Linked DNA regions of Homo sapiens: regions 1, 3 and 4 are each linked to region 2. The links are chromatin contacts, found by Hi-C or POLR2A ChIA-PET in ENCODE. All regions are on one chromosome and are shown on one strand. The core of a region is the stretch at or near the end of the contact, and the rest is flanking DNA. Distances in the headings are between cores, read along the strand shown. Region 1 overlaps FMNL2 (formin like 2). Region 2 overlaps CACNB4 (calcium voltage-gated channel auxiliary subunit beta 4). Region 3 overlaps FMNL2 (formin like 2). Region 4 overlaps FMNL2 (formin like 2).

What was found. A loop is a pair of places that touch in the nucleus more often than their neighbours do. ChIA-PET counts read pairs that join two places held with the same protein, here RNA polymerase II (POLR2A). Pooled maps may share reads with other maps.
Region 1: a loop to region 2 is called in a map with no recorded cell type, with 4 times the contacts of the local background. The contact joins two enhancer-like sites. A Hi-C loop is called at or near these places in 1 of 168 maps with a recorded cell type or tissue (naive thymus-derived CD4-positive, alpha-beta T cell), 6 of 37 single-sample maps with no recorded cell type and 2 of 50 pooled maps.
Region 3: a pooled map shows a loop between it and region 2 (5-fold over the local background). The contact joins two enhancer-like sites. A Hi-C loop is called at or near these places in 11 of 37 single-sample maps with no recorded cell type and 4 of 50 pooled maps.
Region 4: a loop to region 2 is called in a pooled map, with 7 times the contacts of the local background. The contact joins two enhancer-like sites. A Hi-C loop is called at or near these places in 2 of 168 maps with a recorded cell type or tissue (naive thymus-derived CD4-positive, alpha-beta T cell and tibial artery), 7 of 37 single-sample maps with no recorded cell type and 6 of 50 pooled maps. POLR2A ChIA-PET finds 5 or more read pairs at or near these places in 3 of 52 experiments (activated CD4-positive, alpha-beta T cell, activated CD8-positive, alpha-beta memory T cell and endothelial cell of umbilical vein).

What each region holds. Positions count from the first base shown.
Region 1 is chr2:152,443,159-152,449,443 of GRCh38, forward strand. The region is part of intron 1 of FMNL2 (formin like 2); the gene reads left to right. Among named protein-coding and RNA genes, the nearest start is that of FMNL2, 110 kb to the left of the region's middle. Within about 2 kb of position 2,738, at least 7 of the 41 ENCODE cell types and tissues checked have a DNase peak (open chromatin) inside an H3K27ac peak, as active enhancers do.
Region 2 is chr2:152,034,323-152,040,635 of GRCh38, forward strand. The region is part of intron 2 of CACNB4 (calcium voltage-gated channel auxiliary subunit beta 4); the gene reads right to left. Among named protein-coding and RNA genes, the nearest start is that of CACNB4, 62 kb to the right of the region's middle. RefSeq lists an enhancer at 8-583. Within about 2 kb of position 4,534, at least 13 of the 41 ENCODE cell types and tissues checked have a DNase peak (open chromatin) inside an H3K27ac peak, as active enhancers do.
Region 3 is chr2:152,464,448-152,471,129 of GRCh38, forward strand. All of the region lies in intron 1 of FMNL2 (formin like 2), which reads left to right. Among named protein-coding and RNA genes, the nearest start is that of FMNL2, 130 kb to the left of the region's middle. Within about 2 kb of position 2,669, at least 15 of the 41 ENCODE cell types and tissues checked have a DNase peak (open chromatin) inside an H3K27ac peak, as active enhancers do.
Region 4 is chr2:152,418,127-152,424,967 of GRCh38, forward strand. All of the region lies in intron 1 of FMNL2 (formin like 2), which reads left to right. Among named protein-coding and RNA genes, the nearest start is that of FMNL2, 86 kb to the left of the region's middle. RefSeq lists enhancers at 5,547-6,273, 6,274-6,841. Within about 2 kb of position 3,510, at least 15 of the 41 ENCODE cell types and tissues checked have a DNase peak (open chromatin) inside an H3K27ac peak, as active enhancers do.

The DNA of each region.
Region 1 (6,285 bases), core at 1,488-3,987, 410 kb after region 2:
TCTGGCATGGGGAACCAGATGGGTGGTGGTGCCATTCACTGAAATAGGGAGCACTCAATGAGCAGATTTTCTGAGAGAGGTCAGGAAGCAGGATAGTGATGTGATGGTGTGTGTGGAGACCTGCAAGTCTGTCGGTGCACTAGCCTTCACTTCAGTGGGGAGAGGCTTCTACCACTTTGGGAACCATCAGTTTGGGATTGATAGTTAACCCATTGGAGTAGATGGGATTAGCTAGGAAGGTAGGTGAGAAGAGCACCTGGGACAGAATGCAAAGGGTCACAACTCATTAAGGGAAGCTAGAGGAAGAGGAGAAGGAATTGTTAGAGAGGGTCACAACACCAGAAGTGTACAGTGCTATTGTGGAGACCAAGAGGAAGATGTGTTTAGAAGGGAGGAGAGTAGAGCTGGGCGTGGTGGCTCACGCCTATAATCCTAGCACTCTGGGAGGCTGAGGTGGGCGGATCACTTGAGGTCAGGAGTTCAAGACCAGGCTAACCAACACAGTGAAACCCCGTCTCTACGAAAAATACAAAAGTTAGCCGGGCGTGGTGGCCGGCATCTGTAATCCCAGGTACTTGGGAAGCTGAGGCAGGAGAATTGCTTGAACCCGGGAGGCAGAGGATGGAGTGACCCAAGATCACATCATTGCACTCCAGCCTCGGCAACAGAGCGAGAGACTCCATCCAAAAAGAAAAAAAGAAAAAAAAGGAGAGGAGAGAAACAGCATCAGTTGCTGCTGGGGAATGCCAGGAAATTAAGTACTAAAGAGGGTTCAGTTGAGTTCACAACATGGAAGTCCGTCGTGCATTCACACAGTGCTGACTCAGCCTGCTTTGGGCCAGGCTCTACGCTAGACACTGAGGGTTCAACCATGACTGAGATTTTCTTCCAGTGGCTTGGAAGAAGCAGAAGGCAGCCAGCAATGGGTTAGGAGGGTCAGGACAGAAACTGACTATTTAAGCAGTAAGTTCCAGAAGACTGGAAGGAGAGAGGGCAGCCGAGTAGAGGGTGGGGTAGCTGGGGGATTTTCACGATGATGATGATGATGGAAGAGACTTGAGAGTGTTTAAATGTAATAGGAAGATTCAGAGGGAGAGACTGAAGATTTGGAAGGGAGAGAAAAGCTGGATAGAGGCATGTCCATGGGAGTATGGGATGGGAAGGAGACCACCGCCCAGACCCTGCATGGGTGGTCTGCATGACTATCCCACAAGAACCAGCTTGATATTTAGTCTGATTTGAGGGTGCTTAAAGGCCCCATTCGGGTTTGCCTCACTTAGGTGCCACATAGCCTTAATTTCCAGCATGAAAGATTTATTCCTTTGGACTACTTTCATTTAGAGATATGCAAGATATTCCTGGGGCAGGCAGGATAACACATTACAGAAATAGACTCTAACGAGCAAGTAAATACTTAGCTCCCCTTTATCCTAATGGGAGGTAGTGAGCTTGCGTGCTCAGGAGGAAGAGACTGAATCCTGGAGTCTGTCCTAGCCTGCCTAGTTTCAGTTCTGATTTAGTGGAGACAAAAGGCCCTGTATGATTTTAACATAGTTGTGGCAGCTGTTTCCTTGAGATCAGTTCAATAATGGTATTAAAATATGATAGAGTCGATTGAATGTTCAGCAAGCCTATGGGTAACTCAGTGTCCCCTGCTCCACCATGTGTGAGGTTACAAATGAGGTCATATGACCATCAATATTAAAATGTTGCCAGTAATTGCGCCCACTTAGTTGGTAGGCAGGATCTCAGTCCTCTTCATGACCCCTCTTGATTCTCTCTGAGGGCATCATACATGGTTCACAAACAGTTCTGTCGTTCTCCTCTGGCAAAGCCAGTTGGGGGAGGTATCTTGCTGTTGGCACTGTGGTTTTCCATAAAGATGGAAAGCATCTGCCCAGGAGTCTCCTTGAATCCCAAGTTGCAGAACTTTCAAAGAGCCAGTTTGTGCTGATACTATTGATCCTGACTACATCAGAGTCTCAATTCTTTAAAGAAATGGAGTCTTTTACACTCCAGTCTGTGTTTCACCTGTGTGGCTAACGTGGGCAACAGTGTCTTCTTCTTCCACTGTCTTCCCCAATTCTGTGATGCTTTTCCCTGTGGAAACTGAGTCATGCAGTGGACACCTGGGAAACGCCCTTGAGATTCTGCCAAAGTAAGAATCTCACTTTTGGTGAGTACTCCCCTCCTCCCAGAATAAGAGAAGCCTTGTATTCTGTAAATTAAACTTCAGTTTAAATGTCCTAGACCACTATTGTCCAATGGAACATTTTATAATCTGTGCCGAGTAACCACTAGCTGCTGAGTTAGTGAGTGTTGAAATGTGGCTAGTGTCACTGGGGAACTGAATTTTAAATTTTACTTAATTTTAATTACTTTAGAGTTTAATAGTCACAGGTGGTTAGACAGTGTAGCTCTAGACCAGTGGTTTCGAAATTTTATCATGCATCAGAATCAACTGGAGGACTTGTTAAAACATAGATTGCTGGGCCCTGTCCTCCCCAAAGTTTCTGATTCAGTTGGTCTGGATCAGGGGTTGAAAATCTACATTTCTTACAAGTTCCCAGGTGATGCTGCTAGCCTGGAGGAAGCCACATTTGGGAATCACCACTGTAGACTTTGTTCTAGTATTTAATTAATATGCTAACTCACACAGATAGAATTGCCATCAGCCAGTCGTCAGGGTTCCGGGTCAGCTGGTTGACAAGCAGCCTAGTACCTCCCCTCCTTTCCCATCCCTAAACCACACTGGCTTCTTTTTTCCAAAAACATTACAGCTCATCTTTAAGGGTGATTCATGATACTTTCTAAACAGCCACAGTAGCTGAAACATTGGACTACTGGGGAAATTCCAGCCTTGAACAGACTTTGGTTTTCATTCCAGTTTTACTAATTTGTTCTCTAATCTTACAAGAAATTAGACCATGTGTGTGGCGCATGTAGGCTGTGAGTAATTTTATCTTTGCCAAGCTCATACTTGGCATTATAGTCAGTGATTTCTGTGTCCATGCTGGCTAGCCTGGGCTCAGAGGGACTGTCCCTAAAATCATTTTTTAATGAGTAGCTTTTTAACCCAATGGCAAAATCATTTTTAATACTTACAAATACGGTCTAATAAATATTTTTTTTAGAATAACAGAGCACTGTCTTATGGGTGATTGTTTATACAAGGTCTTTCTCAAAAGCATATTGGAATATTTACAGATGAAATGACATGCTGTCTGAGATTCACTTTAAAGGCCTGGTTGGGGGATGGTAGCTGAAACCAGATTGCAAAATGTTGATGATTGTTGAAGTATACATGGAGGTGCAGTATACTATTCTTTCAACTTTTGTGATTGTTTGAAATTTTACATAATAGGTTAAAAAAAAAGCATGCTCTTAGAGAAACTAAATACAGCATCTTTGTGAAGTACCAGGTAAATAATTGACATTAAAAATGAAAAGTAGTTTGTTGGTTTTGTTTTAGGGAATTCAACTGGATAAAGAATGTAATGGATGATCTAAAGGAAATGGAAGAGAATAGCAATTGTGTAAATGTAATACATTATAGACCATTGTTAAGGAAGAATCTGCAGATATGCAAAGGACTTCGTATGTGTGTATGGTGTTTAAGTAGGGGAAATACACCCCTACTGATTTTTCTGTATACCATTATAGATATCTCTTCTTAACAGTTCGCAACACAACTGGTGCTCACTGTGATGTGTCAAAGTTTTATTTGATTTGGACAAAGGCAAAGATTTTATAAATTTAATAAAGAGGCAGGAAGGAGGGAAGGAAGTGGTAAGTCATACCACTGGAGTTCATAGGCAGCTAAACTTTTCTGGGTGGCCCAGTTTAGATTTTTTTAGTAAAGAGATGATATTTACCCTGAAAGAGAAGAGTTTAAAAAAAAGAGACTTTGTCAATCTTCTAAAGGTTGTGTGAATAAACTCACTTTTTTTTTTTTTGGAGACAAGTTTCTTACTTTGTTGCCCAGGCTGTAGGGTAGAGTGGTGAGATAATAGCTCACTGCAGCCTTGATCTCCCAGGTTCTAGCAATCCTGCTGCCTCAGCTTCTCCAGTAGTCGGGATTATAGGCATGCACCACCACACCTGGCTAATTTTTAAAAAGTTTTTACAGAGATGAAGTCTCACTGTGTTGCCCAGGCCGATCTTGAACTCCTGAGCTCAAGCCATCCTCCCACCTTGGCTTCCCAAAGTTTTGGGATTATTGGTGTGAGTCACTGTGGTCAGCCATCAACTTATTTTTGATTTAGAAAATAATCTCAGATTTTCTTCAGCTAGATGGTAATTGAAGTTGAGTATTTTAAATTTCTTTGACAATTACAGGAAGCAAAGAAGTGGTTTTATTAAATAGCAGTGAGCTTCATGCCATTTTACAGTATGTAACCGAGACCCATGTTTTCCTTTTGATGTAGTCAATTTGTTACCATCTTTTTCCACTTTGAAATGTCTCTTTAAATGCATTTTCACCCCATTTCTATCTTACATCACCTTCACCCCCTAGTGCAATCCCTACCTCCCTCTGCCTGGATTACTGCTGCTAATAACTTCCTTACTGGATAGTCTTCCCTCAAGAAGTGTCCTTTCCCTTCCCTTTCCTCCAGTGATTTTCCTTTTCTTTGACTGTCGTTTGGACCAAACGACTTAGCATCCATTTGTTCTTCCTTGTGTGTAGCTTTTTGTTTGCCAGTTACATAAAAAGTATGCCTGTGTATTACCATATGATATGACAGTAGGTATATAACAGTGCTGGTCTTCAGTTGAAAATATTTATAAAATGTAACAAGACCACTAGTCTCTTTAGTTTTTAATACTTAACTGTAATTTGATAGAGAATAAATTTTCCAAAGGTGGCATCTTCATTGATGTATTACTCACAAGCCTGCAGGTTGAACTCATGGTCATAGATGAGTTTCCACATGTTTTCTCCTATACCCATTGAATTCGTCAAAACATACCTGACTGTATGTGTAAGGGAGCTGCTTAAAGATTTTGGCAGTATAGGTTTTTGCACCTAGCATTTGCTGATTTCTTAAAAAAAAAAAAACACATAATAACAGAAGGCTATTCTGTATCTATTTCAGCACTGCTGAGTGTTTAAGTATTTATTGCTTAATTTTAAATTTTTGGATAAAAGTATTGGATAAAAGTTGCTTAGAAGCAACTTTTAGGGAGTTGCTTCTGAGAGTGTGTTCAAAGGGTACCTTTGACTCTTGTTGGAGTTTGAGTAATGTTCAAACAAGAGTAACATAAAATAATCCTCCAGTGATCTGAAATTGTTAATTGTCGGGATAAGCATAGACTGTCCTCTTAGTTCAAACCAACAGACTGAGGAACTTGTTCATAAAACTCTCTTCTTTGACTTGGAAAGACAGATTAAATGTGGAGTAAAACTCCTCGGGGTTTTCTCTTTTTTGGACTGTCAGTATGGCATAAAAGGAAACCTTCTGTAAATTGAATACTATCTGAAACCAGATGCACTCATCAAAGCATTTGTTGAACTCCTATGCATTAGGCTCTGTAATTCTCGTGAAGCCTTGCACCATTTTCAGCATTGAATTTAAAAGTAGGTCAGTGACCACAGTGAGGTAAGAAAAACATTTTTTGCAAAAAGAAAATCCTTGGAGAGTGCTGCTTTGATAAGACGTTTAAGCTTTCCCTCAGATAGCTGATTACATGCGTGTGTCCGGATTTCCTACATCTCTCATGCTCTTGTCCCTTGAAGAGTCTCTGAAATACAGAACTGTTTAGTGCTTTTAAGCCATGCACTTTGTGTTTGTCGAGAAGAAACCAAAAGACCTGTGCCTGGCAAAGCCATGTTGAAGCCTCTAATGTCTAATTGTCTGTTGGTTAAGATGGCACTCAGTAGTCAAGACCCAAAACACTGAACTCACCAAGCAAGCACAACAGAAGGGGTGTTCAATATTTCTCTTTTTGTAAATGCTTTTGTGCCTCTTAGTTGCTAGAAAGGACTAGATGATGTCTGTTTTAGGCACACTTCTTCCTTCTTTCTCCCTCTGGTTTCTCTCTCTTTAGTTTCTCTTTCCGGAACTATGGGATTTTTGTTGCATGATAGCCTCTTAGATGTGTGATCTTCATGCTTAATATGCAGTGATATGCAGGGAACAGATTCTGGGACTACTTTTTTCCTTTTTTTCTCTGCTCATAGGCCTTGGTGTATGAGATTCCTTTTCAGGATTTTTCTACCATCTAATGGATTTCTGCAAAATTAATTAACAGTGTAAAGTTTCTCAAATTTTTTTCCTGACCTCT
Region 2 (6,313 bases), core at 3,284-5,783:
TGGATGCAGGTGGCAGTACCTAGTGAACTAAAAGCTCTTGAAGTCTCCATTAGGGCCCTCACACAGGGCTCTGGTGAAGGGTGATAACAAGGAAGGGACCAGGCCACACAGCAGGGGAACTGAGAGCAAGGACAACGCTTATCCTGCAAGAGCAAGCTAACCTTGCTGCCTGCTCCGGCCTCTCCTTTATTTCAAGCCGTTACCACAAAATGGGCAAGCGGCTTCCCTTGCAGAAAATCCCCCATCATGAAAAGCATCGCATAAATTCCATTCTCACTTAACGATCTGTATATGAATTAGAGAATGTGGGTTTTGTTTTTGTTTTTTGTTTTCCTCTCTAGATGTTTGTAATCCTGCCTTTAAAACACCAGGGGATGGCATCCGATACAGAGTTGCTGCTTTCTACAACAGCACCCCCACAGTGCTCTTTTAAACACACTAACCCCTGGGGTAAGGAAAAAAAATTATGAGGAAAAGTGTTCCCTGGCTTCTTAGTCTCTAATAAGTACTGTGTGGTGCTGCTTCACTGGGATCAACTGGTTTCAACTTTCTATTCTCAGTGGCATCTACAGCAGGCTTGAGGCAGAACAGTTGACCAAAGGAATCGTGAGTGCAGCTGGAGTCCTGGGAAGTCCGCGGCAAAAGTATTGGCAGTGGTTGATCAAGTGGCACCTGCTGTTAAATGAACAAATTCCCCATTTCCAGACCTAATCACAAATTGGCAAGTGCACTTTATAATCCAATGCCCTTCAAAATCCCAAACCTCCGGGCAGGAGAAGGAAAGTGACGTTCAGTGAGAGACATAATGTCTGACATCAACTCCACCATGTTACAAGCAATAGCCAGATGCTTCACAGAAAGCAAGCACTTTCTTAAACGGATGATTTTCTTTTGTATATTTATTCACTGTCTTGCTCCAAAAATGATTCAAGGCAACTTTAAAAAATATATTCGCAGGCCGGGAGCAGTGGCTCATGCCTGTAATCCCAGCACTTTGGGAGGCCAAGGCAGGCAGTACACCTGAGGTCGGGAGTTCAAGACCAACTTGGCCAACATGGAGAAACCCCATCTCTACTAAAAATACAAAATTAGCCAGACATGGTGGCACATGCCTGTAATCCCAACTACTCAGGAGACTGAGGCAGGAGAATCGCTTGAACCCGGGAGGCGGAGGTTGCGGTGAGCTGAGATCGTGCCATTGCACTCCAGCCTGGGCAACAGAGCGAAACTCCGTCTCTCTCTCTCTTTCTCTCTCTCTCTCTCTCCCTCTCTCTCTCTCTTTCTCTCTCTCTCTCTCCCTCCCTCTCCCTCTCTCTCTCTCTCTCTCTCTATATATATATATATATGTATGTATGTATTAAGATGCACCTGATATGGATTAAGATTGTCCTTGTTAGACAAACCGCAAGAATAGCTCAGATTAACCAACAGACACTTCTCAAGCTTTTACCCCTCAAGCATTTGAGTTTAAAACTTCAAGAATAAATTAAATTCTCCATAAGATTTTTAAACTCCATCATATCATTGAGAATAAAACTGTTAAATGTGCACACTGTGTTCACCGCAGCATTATTCACAATAGCCAAGATGTGGAAGCAACCTAAATGTCCATCTATGCATGAATGGATAAACAAAATGTGGCGTATGCAGACAATATTATTCAGCCTTAAAAAAGGAGGAAATCCTGCCATATGTAACGTGGATGAAACTTGAAGACGTTAAGTGAAATAAGCCAGTCACAAAAAAGATACTGCATGATTCCACTTATATGGGGTATCCAAAGCAGTAAAACTCTTAGAAGTAGAAAATATAATGTGGTTGCCAAGCACCGGGAGGAGGTGGTAACAGGTAGTTGTTGTTCAATGGATATAGAATTTCAGTTTTGCAAGATGAAAAAGTTCTAGGGATCTGTTGCATAATGGACTGCATATAGTTAACACTGCTGTACTGTACACTTAAAAATGGTTAAAATGCTAAATTTTATGTTTTGTTTTGTTTTGAGAGTCTTGCTCTGTCTCCCAGGCAGGAGGGCAGTGGCAGAATCTTGGCTCACTGCAACCTCTGCTTTCCAGGTTCAAGCAATGCTCTTGCCTCCGCCTCCCAAGTAGCTGGGATTACAGGCGCGCGCCACCATGCCTGGCTAATTTTTGTACTTTAAGTAGAGACAGGATTTCACCATGTTGGCCAGGCTGGTCTCGAACTCCTGACCTTAGGTGATCTGCTCTCCTAGACTTCCAAAGTGCTGGAATTATAGGCATGAACCACTGTGCCTGGCCAGTAAATTTTATGTTACATGTTTTTTACCACATTAATTTTTTTTAAAGTGTTAAGTGTGGTGAAAGGCAGATTTCAGTGAGGATGTCGACCTCTAGAAGCAGACTTTCCAGAGTCTTGGAAGTAATATTTCTGGGTTACTTTAGGCTACTCAGACCATGTTTAGAGTATTCTGTCTTATTTTGGACACAACGGCCTTGGACCATGGCTGGAGGACATGTCAGTCTTGGCTATGCCTTCTAGTGTAACATAGAACAAGTATACTCTGCCATGACATGAGATTCCTTCGAAGAGTTTCACCTGACAAATATTAATTGAGAATCCCAGGAAGTGCACTAGATGCTAGAAAGCAGCTATCATGAACTTCAGCTTCAAAAAGGCAGTGAACCTGAGCAGAACTCTTATTTGGGTGTTTCTATCTCCAAACGTTCTTGATGGCCTTAGCCACAAGATGGCGCATGTAGACCATTTCCACACTTGCGGCTCAGGCCAGTTGATTCTTGCGGGGGCATAGGTTCCCAAGCACTTATGTAGGGTATTCTTCCCTGGGCTTCTGTTTTGTTACCTTCTCAATGAGTGATGTCTGAGAAGCTTGGTTTGGTTAGAAATAATATAATATCCTGCTTATCTCCTTTGAACAAGTACTCAAAGGTGGATATTAACAATAACACACTTGCTATACCTAATAATATAACAAGACTCTCCTTTGAATATGAATCAGGGAAGTGCTTCTGTGGCAATCTATATCCCGTCAATTTACAAACTGAGTGATTGCAAGAATAAATAAATCCTGCTTTGGCCCAAATGTCAATCTTTGCTAAAGAAATATGTCTGTGGACATTACAGAGGAATCGTGCCGTTCTTAAATCTACTTACACCCTGCTTCTGCAAATGCTTACGTATCTGACTTGTTTTAAGGTATTTCAAAGCCAAAAGAGAGGCAAGAAATAAATGCTCACACATTTTGAAGTATTCCATGAACAACTGAATAATGTGACCTTCTGACTCCCAGTGAGCCTAAATTTTTCTCATTCTTCTTGCTTAGACCAAAAGCACATATCCCCTCTCAGGTGAAGGCACAGCATTTAGGATGACACTCTTCTTTTCCTAAGGATGGGAGGGAGAGAAAGAAATGCTCTAGGGAGACATGGCCTCCCTCTGAGACCTAAAGGGAGGAGGGAAGATTTTTCTTCTCCCATTTGGTCAAAAGTCAGCCAGGGGAGCCACCGTGAGCCAAGACCTCAGCAGGCCTGCAGCACTGCTGCTCCCCCCTCATCCTTGGAGCTGCTCACCAACTGCTACAGCAGGGAGCTGGCCGGGCCCCAGCCTGCAGTGAACACAGAGCCAGGCTGCAACAGCTGGATGCAGAAGGGAACCACCCCCAAGGAGGCCGTGACAAAACGCAGGGCCCAGGGAATCTTCAGCATTCATCTGGCCAGGAAAACTGGGGAGGATCAGAGGGCCCCCAAAGAAATGCATGTCAGGAACCTACTGGGATCTACCATGCTGTATTTGGAGGCAGGAGGTGGGGGTAGCTTTCATAAATCCTGCCAATGGCAAAGTTCCTAAATTCTTCAAAGCATCAAGGATGCTGGCCTGCAATGGGAATGCAGAACAAAAAGTCTTGTAAAGTAAGGGGTTGGTGAGCTTGTAATTCTGGGGTTTGGTAACTCTCACACCAGAGTGTGCACAAGTTGCTGAGAACCACGCAACAGCCCTCCCCGGCCTTTTCCAAGTTCTGCTGCTTGCCTTTGGCCTAATGAGCCAAATTCAGACTGTATATCCCCAATGCAGCTTCTACTGACAGACAAGGGTTTGGCAAGAAGCTGGAATGCAGCTTGATTGCAGATAATGAATGTGTTCAGCAGAGATGATGAGCACCTGGGACACAGGCTTCTACCTCAGCACCGAGTCTGGCTGGGAGATGGAAGAGGATAGGTGTGCGTGAGCAGCTGGAGGCACAGAAGAGGAAAGGCCCACTACTCTGCTGCAGCCTGCTGGCTCGTATAACAGCTCATTAACAGCAGAGGCTGAGACTTCCTTTTCCTCTTTCCACAAAAGACATGGCAATAAAAGCAGGACAGGCTGCAAACTCAGCCATTTTCAAAGACTCATGGCATGTGAGATTGGGAGGAGGGTGACCAGCTGTGGCCACACAGATGGGGACAGAGGCCCTGACTGGTGCTAGGACACGTTAGTGGTGGAGAGGGACAGTTCCCTCAGGCCTTCCACCTCCCAGCCCAGGACACTCTGGACAGGAAATCTCCCCCTCTCTTCCCAGCCCTGTATGTCCCCACCCCAAGAGGGTGTGACACTTCCTCATGTTCCCTGCTGGCCCATTGGCTAGAGCTCTGGACGGATATAGAGGAAAGATAATACAGTAATTCAGAACTGAGGTCATTGCTTGCTTAGTTAATATAGGGATAATTAAACAGCATTTAAAGAAAATGGTTTAGCTGTATAAGCAAACATTTCCTTGTATTTAAAAAAAAGCAAGAAACATAGTTTTCTGAGGTCTCTACTTAAGAATCTTATTATTGGGCCGAGCGCGGTGGCTCACACCTGTAATCCCAGCACTCTGGGAGGCCGAGGCCGATGGATCACGAGGTCAGGAGTTCAAGACCAGACTGGCCAAGATGGTGAAACCCCATCTCTACTAAAAATACAAAAATTAGCCAGGTGTGGTGGTGGGTGCCTGTAATCCTAGCTACTCGGGAGGCTGAGGCAGAGAACTGCTTGAACCCGGGAGGCGGAGGTTGCAGTGAGCTGAGATCTCGACACTGCACTCCAGCCTGGGCGACAGAGCAAGACTCTGTCTCAAAAAAAAAAAAAAGAATCTTACTATTCCCTCAATGCTGAACCCAAACCTTCCCCTGACCAGTCTTTTGGAGGAAGCCTACACTTCTCCTACTCTGTTCACTTGCCAAGCAGCATATGGAGCCCTAGAATATTCTTGTTTTCATATAGGTTTTATCTTACATTTCCAACTACATTATTTGTTCTATGAGGATAAGAGCCTTGTTATATGCTCTATGTCTTAATGAAAACATCTGATAAAACATGAGTGATCACTCTGTGCATGGCAGGCAGGCAAGGCAAGGGAGTAGGGTGGGACCAAGCACTGATCACAGAAATGCAGGTATTCCTTCCAACCCTGGAAAAGTAGAGCGAAGCTCAGGGAAAACTACGTAAGTCCTCAGAAACATAGTCGAAGGCATGAAGTAAGCACTGAAGCAGACCATATGGAAAATAACATCTATTTTTCAAAAGAATTTAAAATAGAGAATGCAGAAAAAAAGAAGAAGTTTATGGCAATATGATTCTTGTGTACACCGAAGACATAATTTGTTGACAAAGATTAAAGTCACTTAATGGTCTTAAGGCAATGAGTATACTTTATATCCAAAAAGAATAAGAATTTTAATTCCACCTTCTATTTCTACAAAAATTGTACTGGCTGATAAGTGATGGCCCCCAGTTTTCATTGCGGCTAAATGGGAATGTCTCATTTATGGGCTATTCTGAATAAATTAGCTGGGAGTTTTTTTAAGTATCAAAAATACCAAGAGGTCTAACCCATATACTAGTTAAAAAGTAGAATTTTATACATCTGCTGAATCTGAAGGCTCATGATTCTCCTATCTCACAGTATTTAACTCCTACATTTTATAAAGAATTCAATGACATCTAGAATCTTTAAATTTATAAATATCTATCATTAAATCTGGCTCAGATAATAATTGAACCAAAGCATATAATGCCATGTCTATTCATGCCCTCACATTTCACTGATACTTTCTTCAGCTAATTAATTTTATTTATCTATTTGTATTATTTTATTTTATTTATTCATTTATTTTTTTGAGACACAGTCTTGCTCTGTCACCCAGGCTGGAGTGCAGTGGCACATTCTCGGCTCACTGCAACCTCCGCCCCCTGGGTTCAAGTGATTCTACTGCCTCAGCTTCCTGAGTAACTGGAATTACAGGCGCACACCACCATGCCCAGCTAATTTTTGTATTTTTAGTAGAGACGAGGT
Region 3 (6,682 bases), core at 1,419-3,918, 430 kb after region 2:
TCTCTAGCTCCTCAGGAATGTACCCCCCTGATGGACTGAAATTTGTCCACTCCAGTGAAATTGTTTGGGGGAGAAGGGAGCAGAGTACACGTTCAAGATGTTTTCTCCCAGCATTTGTCTGTTGATGAGCTTTTGTAATTTCCATTTCACTGTCCTTGCCCCAGAGGATAACCTTGGATCTCAGTGTAGACTAGATTGAGTGTAAAATGAGTTAGCACAAATGAAGTGGAAACAGATCAGCGTGTGAGGAGGAGGCTCAGACGCTAAATCCTCTAGTTGGGTAAAGTTGAAAGCATTTTCCTCAGAGCCTCCCTGGGAATGCTTGTCCTATTTCTCAGAGAAATAAGCTACTGTGTGCATGTTGTTGCTGTTGATGCCTTTGACATTTGTGCTTAGCGAAGTGGAGGGTTCTGTGGGGGATACCAAAAAATTGCCCTAATCTCTGTCCTCAGGAATCTTATTGAGAAGGGGAGATGACCTGATTGCTAGACATCCATCTAGCTTCCCTCTGCTAGGCACGAGATGTACAAAGGTTTAAAAAGAGCCATGAATGCTAACTTCTTGGCTTACAGCTTAGCAGGGAACTCAGCCATGACTTGTAATACAGTGGGATCAGTACTACCATGGCAGCATCAACAAGAAACAAGTGCGATCTCATAGCCCTGCGCAAGTAGTGAACTACCAGCAAAGTCGGAGAGGCTTCATAGAGAAGGGGAGTTGAGCAGAGTTCTGAAAAGACTCCCCTCTGACTAGTGGGACAGGGCATTCGTGCAGGCAAGAACACCCTGTGCGAAGGCACTGAGGTGTGAAGCAGCCTGGTGTGTTGGTGAGTGCTCCACAAGAGCCATGTCAGACCTCAATTCAGTGCTATTTTGTGTGTTGCAGGCAGGAGGTTCAAAGGAGCCCGAGAGCAGGAAGGCTGACCAAGCCAGATTTGGAAATACTTGGCTGGGATGTTCCTGGTCAGTGGGCTATTTGGGCAAAGTGGTTAAAGTGGGACAAAGGCACAGGGAAGGAATCCATGGAGGGAAGGGGAGAAATGGCTCCTTTAGTATCTTGAATGAGGCTTTTGGATGTGAGTCCAGGTACAGTGCTATAGTTTAATTGCTTTTGCTTCTGTTTCTTTAAGGATACATTGCACTTAAACCCCAGTAATTATTCCAGATTTTGTTAGTGGATATATCCCCACCCCCCATCTGGCTCAAGCTAAGCAGTTGGCATAAGTAGGGGAACAGAAGGCTCAGAATTGTCCACTGGAAGTACTCGGCTTTTCTTTGGAGAGATCAGGTTTCTTCCATGGGAAAATGATGTCAACACACTTATCTTAGCACTTTGCCTCGAGGGCACCTGTGGGCTTGCGCCTAGAGCAAAGGAAAGGGGTTCCCTAAAACTTCCTTTCTGTTTTGGGAACATGGAGATGTGATAGAATATCCCTGATAAAAGCATCAGTTTATGGTGGAGGTGAGAGTTTATGACCAGGACCAGAAAGTTGCTAGAAAGGTTGCTAAGTGGAGAATTATGGTTGGTTATTTTCAGGAAGCAACTTAATGTTGTGGGAAGAAGCACTGGACTAGGATTTGGGAAATTTGAGGTCTAATCTTGATTTTACCTTAACTAATAAGATGATCTTGATCTTTCTGAGCCATGGTTTCCTAACAGGCAAATAAGGAGACTGGTTAGGAGACTCAAGAGAGCATATAGCAGGTGTGGTAAACCATGCAGCACTTTATAGTGTGAGGACTGTCTGAACCCTGTCACTTGGCGCCTCCATCCGGACACCACGTGTGCCCTCCTGCCCGCTGCGGGGGAGGACATGCCCCTGATGGGTCTGGGCTGCACTGGCCTCTGGGTGACTCATTGGCGTTTTGTAAACCACCTTATCTTTGAAGAAAATGTTTTCCACTACTAGTAAAATTTCTTTCTTTTCTGTCTTTATTTGTTTCTCTTTAAAGTTTTCTTAAACTGAGCTAACTTCAAAGAAGTATCTGGAATTCTCTTCTTCCTCCTTAACCACTTATAGCCCCCTTATCCCCAGTCATCATTGTAGTATATCTAATTGTTGGTGGATATAATGTGGGCCACTTTGGATTTGAGTAGTCAAAATCAGAGCCTGGCTAGTAATTGGGTTTGAAGGAGAGTTGAGCTGAAGTCATCTCATGAAACAAAAATGGCAAAAGACCATCCTATTAACACTGGACTTCCTTTGTCTTCCTTCATAAGATCCCTCAGGCTTTCCTTAGTATTAAGGAGCAGGGGGAGAAGACGGTGGCATATACTGCCCTTTAAATATGGCATTTCTGAACTTAGCTCTCCTTGTACTTTATCAAGTGAGTTGTCTTCCTCTCTCAACTAGATCCAAAGAAACATGGCAGCCTCTGCAGTCCCCGTGAAGTGCTGTGAGTGGGATGCCAGCAATAAAATCATGTCTTTCTATGGATTTTTGGTTGGTGTTCTAAGGCTTGCCGCTTCTCTTCCTAATAAGCCTGCACCGATTTTGTCCCTGAAGATTTGAGGCTGTGAAATATTCTTCCTTCTTCCTGCCTCCTCCAGTCTGGGAAGCTTCACTTATAGCCAGAGGGCTGAGTGAGGTACAGCTACTCCTACAATGAGGCAAGCCTTAGTGTTCTTGGCTTGCTTCACTGTGTTTCTGACACTGCCTTACCTTAACTCTTGAGTAAGCCCCGTTTCCTGGGCAGAATCTCACTTCTCCTTTCTTGCTGGTCATTTGGCTCTTTTTTTTCTGACAAGAGCTGGATCTTGCTTGTTTACCATCTACCCCAGCACCTTATTCTTTTTTCTTGGAAGTGCCAACATATTCCTCTACGTGCTGAACCTGTTCAGTAATTCTTGTTGGATTGTCATTCCTTTGGCAAACTGAAATGAAACACACAAATCTCAAAATAGATGTAACCAGACTCCTCAAACTTAATAAATACCGTATGTGCTTACACTAGGAATCTTGCTTGTCCCGTTTGTTAACGGGTACTTCACCCCACTCTCCTGCCTCCTGCTTCTTCCCTCGGCCCCTGTTTCCTACAAATCGAAGGCTGACAGAGCTTTTCCCCTGTGAATGCTGCTGACTTTACCAGCAGCTCATCCTGTGTAGTTACGCTGCATCTTTTGATGCCGTGCACTCGTTTGGATAGTATATGCTGTTTAAGGAACTGTCTGTGCTTGTATTATTTTGTTTGTGGAGGATGTAAATGATATAGGGTTAATTCTGATTGCCATCTTCATAGTGAGCTCGCTGTGGACTTTATCAGTATGTACACAGCATATGCATGTGTGCACACAATAGGTTTTGCCATGGAGTGCTTCTTTCTTCCGAGAGCAGGCCTGGTCAACTGTTGATGCAAGCAACAACATTTGTTTATTGAGTTCTTAATCTGCCAGGCACTGTGCTAAGCTATGTGTGTTTTAGCTCATTTAATTGTCAAAATAACTTGGTTAGGTAGGTACTGTTGTCATCATCACCCCATTTTAGGAGGACCTGAAGCATGGAGTTGTTAAGCTACTTGCAAGTGATCAGAAGATCTGGATTTTCAAGCTGGGCAGTTGGCCTCCAGAGCTCAGGCTCTTACCCATTTCTAAATCACTGCTCCTAAGTTGCTAAGGCAAATGATTGAACCAGGAATTGGTTTAGCCCCTGAATGACAAAGCATAGAGTAGTCATGGCTTCAGTGTAGCACTGATACCTTTATTTGAGGGATTCTGAAGAATTCTGACTTTATTACAGCCCTTGAGGCCTTTGATTAAGAAACTAATTCCCCTGATACATAATGAGATTTCTCTCTTGTTTCCTCAAAAGTGAGTGTGTATAGATCTAGGGCTGTGCCGTCCGATACAGGAACCACCAGCCTTTGAGGTTGTGGAGCACTTGAAATGTGGCTAGTGTAACCTAGGAGCAAACAGTTTAAGTTTATTTCAGTTCAATTAATTTACATTTAAAAACACTTCAGTTACTGGAAAACTTTTTCTGTATTTGGAACAACTTGGGTATGTGAACCTGTTTTTTTTTCATTTGTATATTTTATGAAATCTAAACATAAGTGTATCTGCTGAAAATTTAGCATGTGAATTACAATGTGCTGTAAGTAAAAATACACAAGATTTCAAAAGCTTATTTTGCATTTTTTCCCCTACTTCATTAATAATTTTATGTTGGTTACATATTGAAATGATATACCTTATTTAAGCCAGTATATCCAAAACATTATTGAAATCAGTTTCTTCTTTTTACTTTTTAATGTAGCTACTAGAAAATTTAATTCCATATGTGCTTCTCATTTTAATTCTTTTAGACAATGCTGTTTTAGAGCATAGATGTGAATACTCCCCTGTACAACAATACCTTACTGAAGCAAGTGCTCAAAAGATAATTATTGAATAGGTGATTTGAGGGTGGGAGCTGGCTAGAGAACTCATTCAATGGGGAGAGATAATGGAACCTGATTACTTTGTTGAAATTGGTACTTTAGGATATAAATGAAGTAATAATGATGCATAATAGACTCCACATAACATACACAATGCTTTATAGCCCTTTCTGTAAATTACCTCTTTGACTCACAACGTGATAAAATGAAAGTGGAGAAAATTAACATGAGCCAATTACTCTTGTTCAGATTGAGTTTCCTGTTTCTGCCATGAGCTGGAATACACTGACGCTGTTGATTCGTTTTTCTTCCTTTTGGGTGGATTTTGCAATTAAGCATATGAAGCCCTCCAGGACAGGCCTCCTCCTGGCTTCTTTTGCCTTCTTGTCTGCTGCTCACCACTTCCCTTGTCATCTGAGAACCTTTGCATACGTGTCATTTCAGCTCTTCCTGATATCATGTGTAACACCGAGGAGGAAGTCAGTGCCTCTGGAATCAGAATTAAGTCTCTGCATTGCCTTGGGACACCCCATGCCTTGAGAAGTGACACAGCTATTGTCAACACCTCTCATTATCCACCTACTTCTGACTACTTTTCTCTAGCCTCCTTGGCTAGTATCCCTTTTCCCACATGCTCCCTAAATGTTTGTTTGCACCCACAGCTGCACCCGTCTTCTGACTCATGCCATTTCTTTGTTATTCTGCATGTTGCCTGAGCCTTCCTATTCACTCTCAGGACTTCTGCTCCCCCTTGCGTGGCCTGTCCAGTGGTTGTCAAATTGGGGTGGAAATGCTGAACCTCCTGTGTCCTTATGCTCCGCTTGGAGAGGTCATCAATTGAAAATTCTTTGCTTAATTGAGCATGCAATTAAGAGTAAGGAAATACATGTTCTGATCTTTTTCTTCTGCTATGTTTTCTGGTTATAATTTTTTTAAAAAGAAAATAATGTCTCCGTCCTTTAGTTTTCCCACCTTGTAAAATGGGAGCAGTATGTGCATCCTAAGGCTAGTCTGAAGAAGCATTATGCCGTCATAGAGAAACACAGTAATTCTATGGTGTGCCGTATTTGGCTGTATACTGCATTTTAGAGTAGTTAACTACCATTGGATTTGAAATAGTACATGAAACTGAAACACTGCATTTATTAATGAGGGTAATTTATTCCTAGGAAACCTTTTTAAAAATGAATGTCTCCTTTAAGTGTTTGTTGGTTTCCCCTTTCCTGACCATACCCTCCCTGCTTTGTGTCTGTGTTATTTCTTTTAAAATTTCAAATAGATTTGAATAACTTAGCTTAAAAGATAGCCTCTCCCCTCCCTAATAAAGGACAAAGGTGGCTATTTTAGAGGTGGGTGATATTTGAGGCTGAATAATGCAATGTTTACGGCATACACAGGAAGTGGGAAGACCTGGGTTCTGGTTCCATTTCTGCCTTTTCAATCATTTTGTGAGCTGAGCAAGTCCCGTAATCTCAGGTGATGTGTATGTCCCTTAGCACAGGGCCTGTTCTCTAGTAATTGCTCAATAAATATTAACCATTATTATTGGTTGTCTTCTGAGAATATCACTTGAAGATTTAGATGAAAGTATTTGGAAGATTGCTGTCTACGATTTGTCAACCGTGGCTGACAACTAGGACGTGGGAAAGTAGAGAAGAAGCTGATAAAGATGAAAAGCTCATCTATAGAAAGATATTGAAAATTTATTTCTTCTAGATTACAAAATGACATTAGATATTATACCCTATGAGAAAAAATACGCTTAATCAACCCATTTTCCTCTTATGGCCATAATTAGTACATAGTCGCATCAATAAAGATTGACAATATAGCCTTCTCATATTGCCACTTCTAGATCCACTTGTAGGCTTAATTTTGGATCATATGCCGGATTTGAATTGTATTATGGAATCACAGAGATTGTCATGGTGATATGCAGTTCCAGGAAGGAGTGAATCGTATGTTCTGGTTATTACATGAATGAGAGACCTAAGAGCTCAGTTAGCCAATTTAACATCTAGTCAAAGGTACTGTGGCTAAGGGATTAAATATGGTTCTCATTTGAAAGTGGGAGCAGAGCAGGAACTTTGTAGTTGTGTGTTCTTTTAATAAAGGCTATTAATTTAGTTTTTTAAAAAAGAATTGGCCTCCTACCACCAGCTAACTGTCATTGCTGTTCATTTCTGTTAGTATGACCAAGCCCTGTTCTGTGGAAGTGTTACAGAATGTTTGGCTTCACATAAGAGACCTCCCTTTCATGTCTAAAGAGGCAAGGAATGTAATTTTAGGTTGTTTGGAAGATCTAA
Region 4 (6,841 bases), core at 2,260-4,759, 380 kb after region 2:
TAAGCCACTGCACCCAGCAAATGCATTAATTTTTAAAAATTATAGCAGCTCTTTTGGAAGAATTGAAACATAGAAAAATTACCCCTTAGTCCATTGCATTTACATGGTGATTTTCTTTTTCATTTCATTTTTTGGCCACGTTTTTAATTTTTATTTTTTGCTGTGGTAAAACGTTAAGATAAAATTTACCATCCTTGCCATTTTTAAGCATACGGTTCAGTGGCATTAAGTACATTTGTATTGTTGGTGGTGCAATGATCTTCACCGTCTGTGTCCAGAACTTTTCATGTTCCCAAACTGAAACTCTCTACCCATTAAACAGTAACTCTTCATTCCCCCCACCCCTTCCCCTGGTAACCACTGTTCTCCTTCTCAGTCCCCATGAATATGCCTATTCAATGTAACTCATAAGTGGAATCAGGGAAGTTGTGTCCTTTTGTGTCTGGTTGATTTCACTTAGTATAATGTTGGTAAGGTTCATTCTTGTTGTAGCATTTGTCAGAATTTCATTCTTTTTTAAGGCTGAACAGTAATACTCCATTGCATGGATAGAAACCTCATTTTGTTTATCTATGCATCTATTGATGGACATATGAGTTGTTTCTACCTTTAGGTTATTCTACATAATGCTACTATGAACATTGGTTACAAGTATCTGTTTAAGTTTCTGCTTTCAGTACTTTTGAGTATGTAACTGGAAGTGGAGTTGCTGAATCATATGGTAATTCTATGTTTAGCTTTGTGAGGAAGCATCATACTGTTTCCACGGTGTCTGCTGCACCCTAGCAATGCACGAGGGTTCCGAGCCCTCCATATCCTTATATGCTTGCAAAGGATATGTGTCTTTTCCTTTTTTTTTTTTTTTAATAATAGTCATTCTGATGGGTATGAAACAGCATCTCATTGTGGTTTTGATTTGTACTTATGCATAGGTTTTTTAAAACTATGTTTAAACAGAGTGTACTTATTTTTCATCCTTGATCAGTTAATATTTTGTCATGTTCTCTTTTTGCCTTTCAAAGGACTTTTTTTGTTTTTTATTATATATGGACAAATTATAGTTGCAAATACTTAAGGGGGTACAAAGTGATGTAATGATGTTTGAACTCAATGTGGAATGATTAAATCAAGCTACCTAACCTATTCACCTCAAATATTTAACTTTTTTATAACATTTGAGATTTTCTCCTAGTGATATCGAAATGTACAGTATGCTATTATTGTATTTACCATGCTGTGGAATAGCCCTCAAAAAAGGAAGAAATTCTGTCATTTGCGACAACATGAGTGGAATTAGAAAACATGCTAAGTGAAGTAAGCGAAACACAGAAAGACACCACATGTTCTTACATATGTGGGATCAAAACAATCGAATTCATAGAGGCAGAAAGTAGATGAGTGGTTACCAGGGGCTGGGGGAAATGGTAACGTGATGGTCAAAGGGTACCAAGCCTCAGGAGGAGTAAATTAATTTATTTTTGAGATCTAAAATGACTAATTTTAATAGCTTTTTTCTGGGATCCATCCTGAAGTTACCAGTTTTCTGAAGAAAAGCATTTGAACCAAGAATCCAAATGTGGGCTTCACTACAGAAAGGAGAAACACAGGGCAAAACTGTGTCTAGGCGCCCCTGAGACCACCCCAGGAGGACTGTTGGGCTCCCTGTGACCTGTTTTGGAACTCTGGGGGAGCTTTATCAGGGAATACACTTGCTGGAAGCTGCAGAATATGGGAGAGACTCCGATTGTAACAGGCAAGTTTCTGGTGAGACAAAAATGGATTAAACCAAGACTAATGCCAGGCATCAGAGACAGCAAAATCATCCAATTTATCATCCTTCCCTCAAGGCTGAGAGGTTTTTAAGTAGTTTGGAAAAACTTGGAAAGGGATAGGGAAAGCTTGAGAATAATTTAAAAACTTGTCCCCTGCAGGCCAGTTTGCTAAAAGCCGAGTTTTACCAAAAGGCTAAAGCAGTAATTAAAGCAAAAAGCCTTTGAAAAGGAATCTTGAACTACCCCATTAACAGAGATTACAGGGTATGGTTAGTAAACACCAGAGTATTTAAAAGAGAGTAGTGACACAGAAATGAATGCCTTGTGAAAAGACGAATTTGGTCACCACAAATTATAGAAACTTTCAGAATATACAGAGAATGCCTGTAAGCCAAATGGAACTGTTGGTAGAACTGAGTTAAAAAGTGTTTTCTGTAGAGTTTCATTTGTAAACGTGATTTTTAAGAGTACAAGCTGAATATTACTTAAAATGCCAGTAGGAAAAAAAGTCACACCCCTTTCCTAGTAACTGCTTTTTGAACCTGAAGTTTTTGGAAAGAAGCATCGGTTTCTGAGTATGATCTGAAAGTACTGGCTTTAATAAGGTCTTTCTCCGAGAATTGTTGCTTATCTTACAAGGCAGAAGTGACAAGGATGGTACTCAGCACTGGGGCATTGGGTATCAATGGTGAGCTCATCTCTGTTTCAGGAAGGAGCTGACCAGCGACATCTCATTCCAAAAATTGCCAGATAGATGCAGCACTGAGCTGCCTCCCAGGTCATCCCAACTGATTAATGTGGAGATCTGCAGACTAAAGCAAAGAGAAAAGTGATTTGAATGGACCTGAGGGACTTTATCCTCCACTATGAGGTTGCAGGGGGTGCCTTCTGTGACGGTACCTTTGTAAGTTATTACAAACCTACTGGTGGAAAAACCTTGACTGAGTTCCACTCTGAATCCCAGTTGTAGAAGCATCATGAAATTGAGCACAGGAAAGACTAGGAGTAGGAAGAACTGGGTTTCGGACTCAGATTTGCCTGTTATTCGCCTGAGATGTCTGGCGTTGGTTGCTTGCCTTTCTGCAAGGATTGTAGGGTACCGTCCAACGCATCTTGTATGTGGGGACATTTTGGAAACACATAATACTGTGTAAGCATTGTTATTAGTAGGTAAAATGGTAAAACTGAAATGAAACAACGCCCTGCCCAGCCCCGCCACCCTAACAACTCATTTCCCCTTTAGGCATTTTCTTGTCAGTGGGTACAACACTTCTGTCAGTATCTTTGGCTCTGAGGAAGTCAGTGGAATGAATGACTTCAAGTCTTTGAAAAATAAATTCATGGCTTACTGTGGGCAGTAATTTGTTTTATCCCAAAGCCGGTAATGTGAGGTATTTGAACCAACCACAAATTAATTATCCTACTATATTTGCAGCAGTGTTAGGGTTACAGGTACAACCTAAGCACCATTGCCATATCATTCTGTTTCTGGACAATTAATAACATGCAACCGTGTTGGGACAACAAATCAGTGCTAACCTCTCTGGGGAAACTCAAGTGCAATTGTGAGATGTAAATCTCCATCCACAGGCTCTGCAAAGGGGGAAATATAGGAGTGGCTACTTACTATGTGAAATGCACAGACATGACTAAGAGTAGAGAGTTGTATATTCTGCCTCCCAAAATCCTCCTCATGTGGCTTTCTCCAAAGCCTTCTCAGAGGACACTGAATTCACCTAGGAACTTCGAGAAATGTGAGATGATTCAATTCTGTTGGCAGCAGTGCCTTTCCTGTTACTGATTACTGGCTACCCGGGAGCTCATTTCCTTTGTACTGAGTCATGTGCACTCAGAGAGATATGACCAGGGAGTGATGTTATAGAAATTGCGTAAGTGTAGAGAAAAGGTTTGGTTCCCTTATTTTGCATGATGATCTCTCACTGTGCATTTTATTATGTTTATATTTAACTATGAAGTAATTGCTATTACTGCACTACTGTGTTTGATGCCTACCCTGTGTCAAACATTAGGTATTTTACGTTTATTATCTCCAATCCTAAGTAATGCCTTCAAGCTAGGTAGGTTTATTGATGAGGAAACCGGTGTGGATAGGTCAAAATAAACTGTTTTAGGCCATGCAGGCTGAATTTGAAATCATCTAATCACCTTTGTAAATCTGACAGGGCCTGAGCTCTTTAGGTCAAACCTGCTGCCTCCCATGTTTAGGGGAATAGGCTTAAGAAGTTCAGGGAAAGTACTTGCCTGTTGAGGCATGTTTTCTTAGTTACAAAGGGCTTAAATTGTTTTGTGGGTATGTGAAACATTCTTCCCAGAAGCTGAAAGCCTCCTAGGGATTCCCTCGTTCTGTGTTTTGCCCATTCTTTAAGTCACGGATGCCCAATGTGAAGAGATCACATATGTTCATGATGCCCCGTGATCATCATTGTCATGCTGTTGCCTGAAGGGGGACCAGGAATAGATTGGCATCCTGGATTTTGTGACTTAATAGTTGATTCATTGGATAAATGGTTGTCTCATTCTTTTTTTGTTAATGGCTTTATTGAGGTATACTTTAAATGCCATAAAATTCACTCATTTTAAAGTATAGACCGAAATGATTTTTTTGTGGGGGAGTTTTCCTTGGGAGACAGGGTCTTGCACTGTCACCCAAGCTGAAGTGTAATGACACCATCTTGGCTCACTGCATCTTCTGCCTCCGGGCTCACCTCAAGCCATCCTCCTATCTCAGCCTCCCCAGGAGCTGGGACTACAGGCATGCACCATCACGCCCGGCTAATTTTTGTATTTTTTGTAGAGACTTGATTTTGCCATGTTTCCCAGGCTGGTCTTGAACTCCTGAGCTCAAGGAATTCACCCGCCTAGGCTCCTAAAGTACTGGGATTACAGGCGTGAGCCACCGCAACCGGCCTTGAATGATTTTTAGTAGATTTACAGAGTGGTGCCACCATTGCCACAATCTAATTTGGAAATACTTCCATTGCCCCAAAAGAAACTTTGCAACAGTTGTGTCAGTTTTAAACTGCTCTTTTAAGGTACCCTTCTCTGATGTGCTATTAGGTTCTCTAGCTGGCTATGAAGAAGAAGAAATCATCTTTGAAAATTATTTAAGTAAAATTTTTTTATTTTAATTTTTGTGGGTACATAGTAGGCATATATATTTATGGGGTACATGAGATGTTTTGGTACAGGCATGGAATGTGTAATAATCACATAATGTAAAATGGGATATCTTCCCTGAAGCATTTATTTTTTGTGTTAAAAACAATCCAGTTATATTATTTAATTTTAATCAAACAATATAGCACTCACCATATGTCAGGCACTGTTCTAAGTGCTTTGTGAAGATTAACTCATTGAATTCGTTGATTCCTCTTGACACACTTTGAGAAAGGTACTCTTAATATTTGTATTTTACAGATAGAGAAACAGAAGCATAGAAAAGGTAAATAGATTGGCCAGTGTCACAGAGCTGGTAATGATGGAGTTGGGAATCAAAACGTGTTATTCTAAGCACTCTAAAGCACCTGATGAGACCAGAAAGAATGGGGGAAGCAGTAGCTAACTAGATGGATGGAAGGCATCAGGAAGAGTAAAAGCCAGTACCTTCTAGGAAACAGCCAGAGCTTCAGATAGCCCTGGGTCTCAGATGCCTTAGTACAGAATAAAATAAGATCCGATAAATCCATCCTGGTGGTCTGCATGGCATTTGTCAGTAATCTAGGATTCCTCTGTCCATTTACCCTCCTCTTCTTTGCCTTGGTATCATAGGGAGCAAAACATGCTTTGATGGACTTTTGCTTTCTATATTGGACCTCAGAGAGCTAGAGTGATGTGCTTTTGAGGTCCCTTACCTGAGGGAGTTGGGGGTTGGGGGTGTCTGTGTTCTGGTCAAAAGGTCCTTGGTGAAGGTCTGAAAAGCCTGGTCTGGAATGATCTGTGGGAGGAACTGGGCCCATTGCCCCATATCCTTAGCCCACCTCCTTCCTCTTCTTTTGCAAATGGTTGTATTATAGTTGGTGGGTCTGCCCATTAACCTTGCCTATTTTGAAGCCTGGGACCTTTTCTTTGTTTAGGGGGAAGGCCTTTTGATCTCCTAGTGTGCTAGGATTCTGGGGAGGGAAGCTCATGAGGCTGGTATAGTCATTAAGTTCAGCTGTTCACTAAAAATTACCTTTCTCTGAATTTGGAAGATAGCAACCATGATAGTAATTCCCTCTCGGCCTCAAAGGGAAAATGACCACTCTAGTTTTTGTTTAGCATTCCCCTGTCCTTAGGGCACAAAAACCTTGTGGAAGTATTCGGTGGTACACATGAAGGAACCCGGGCTGGGTGTCTGTCCACCTTTGTATTTAGTAAATATAACGGATTAGCGCGTTTTGGTGGGAGGAAAATTTGACTCTTCATACTTAATGTGTAATGTACTTGGGATTTATTAATTGATTGATTTGCTGCTTGTGTTTTTTGGGCCTACCATCTTTTTTTTTTTTTTGAGATGTAGTCTCATTCTGTCACCCAGGCTGCAGTGCAGTGGCATGATCTTGGCTCACTGCAACCTCCACCTCCTGGGTTCAAGTGATTCTCCTGCCTCAGCCTCCCGAATAGCTGGGATTACAGGCGTGCGCCACCATGCGCGGCTAATTTTTATATTTTTAACAGAGACAGGGCTTCACCATGTTGGCCAGGCTGGTCTCGAACTCCTGACCTTGTGATTCGCCCATCTCGGCCTCCCAAAGTGCTGGGATTACAGGCATAAGCCACCACTCCTAGCCCGGGCCTACCATCTTTTTATTCTACCAAGTTATGCCCCTCCATTTGCTTCTGGCAGACTTTCATCCAGTTCAAGACCCTTTTAACTTATCAAAGGTCACAAGAAGATGCTCAAGAGGGAATCAAAGTGAGTATGTGGAATGCAGGGTATTCTGTCAAAACTGTTAGAATATATTAAAAATTGGAAAAGCCAAAGCTTGAAACACTATGTCTGGTATAACACATTAGTTGCCCATAGGAACATTTTGATCAAGTGATGGCATTGATACAAGGGCGCTGAG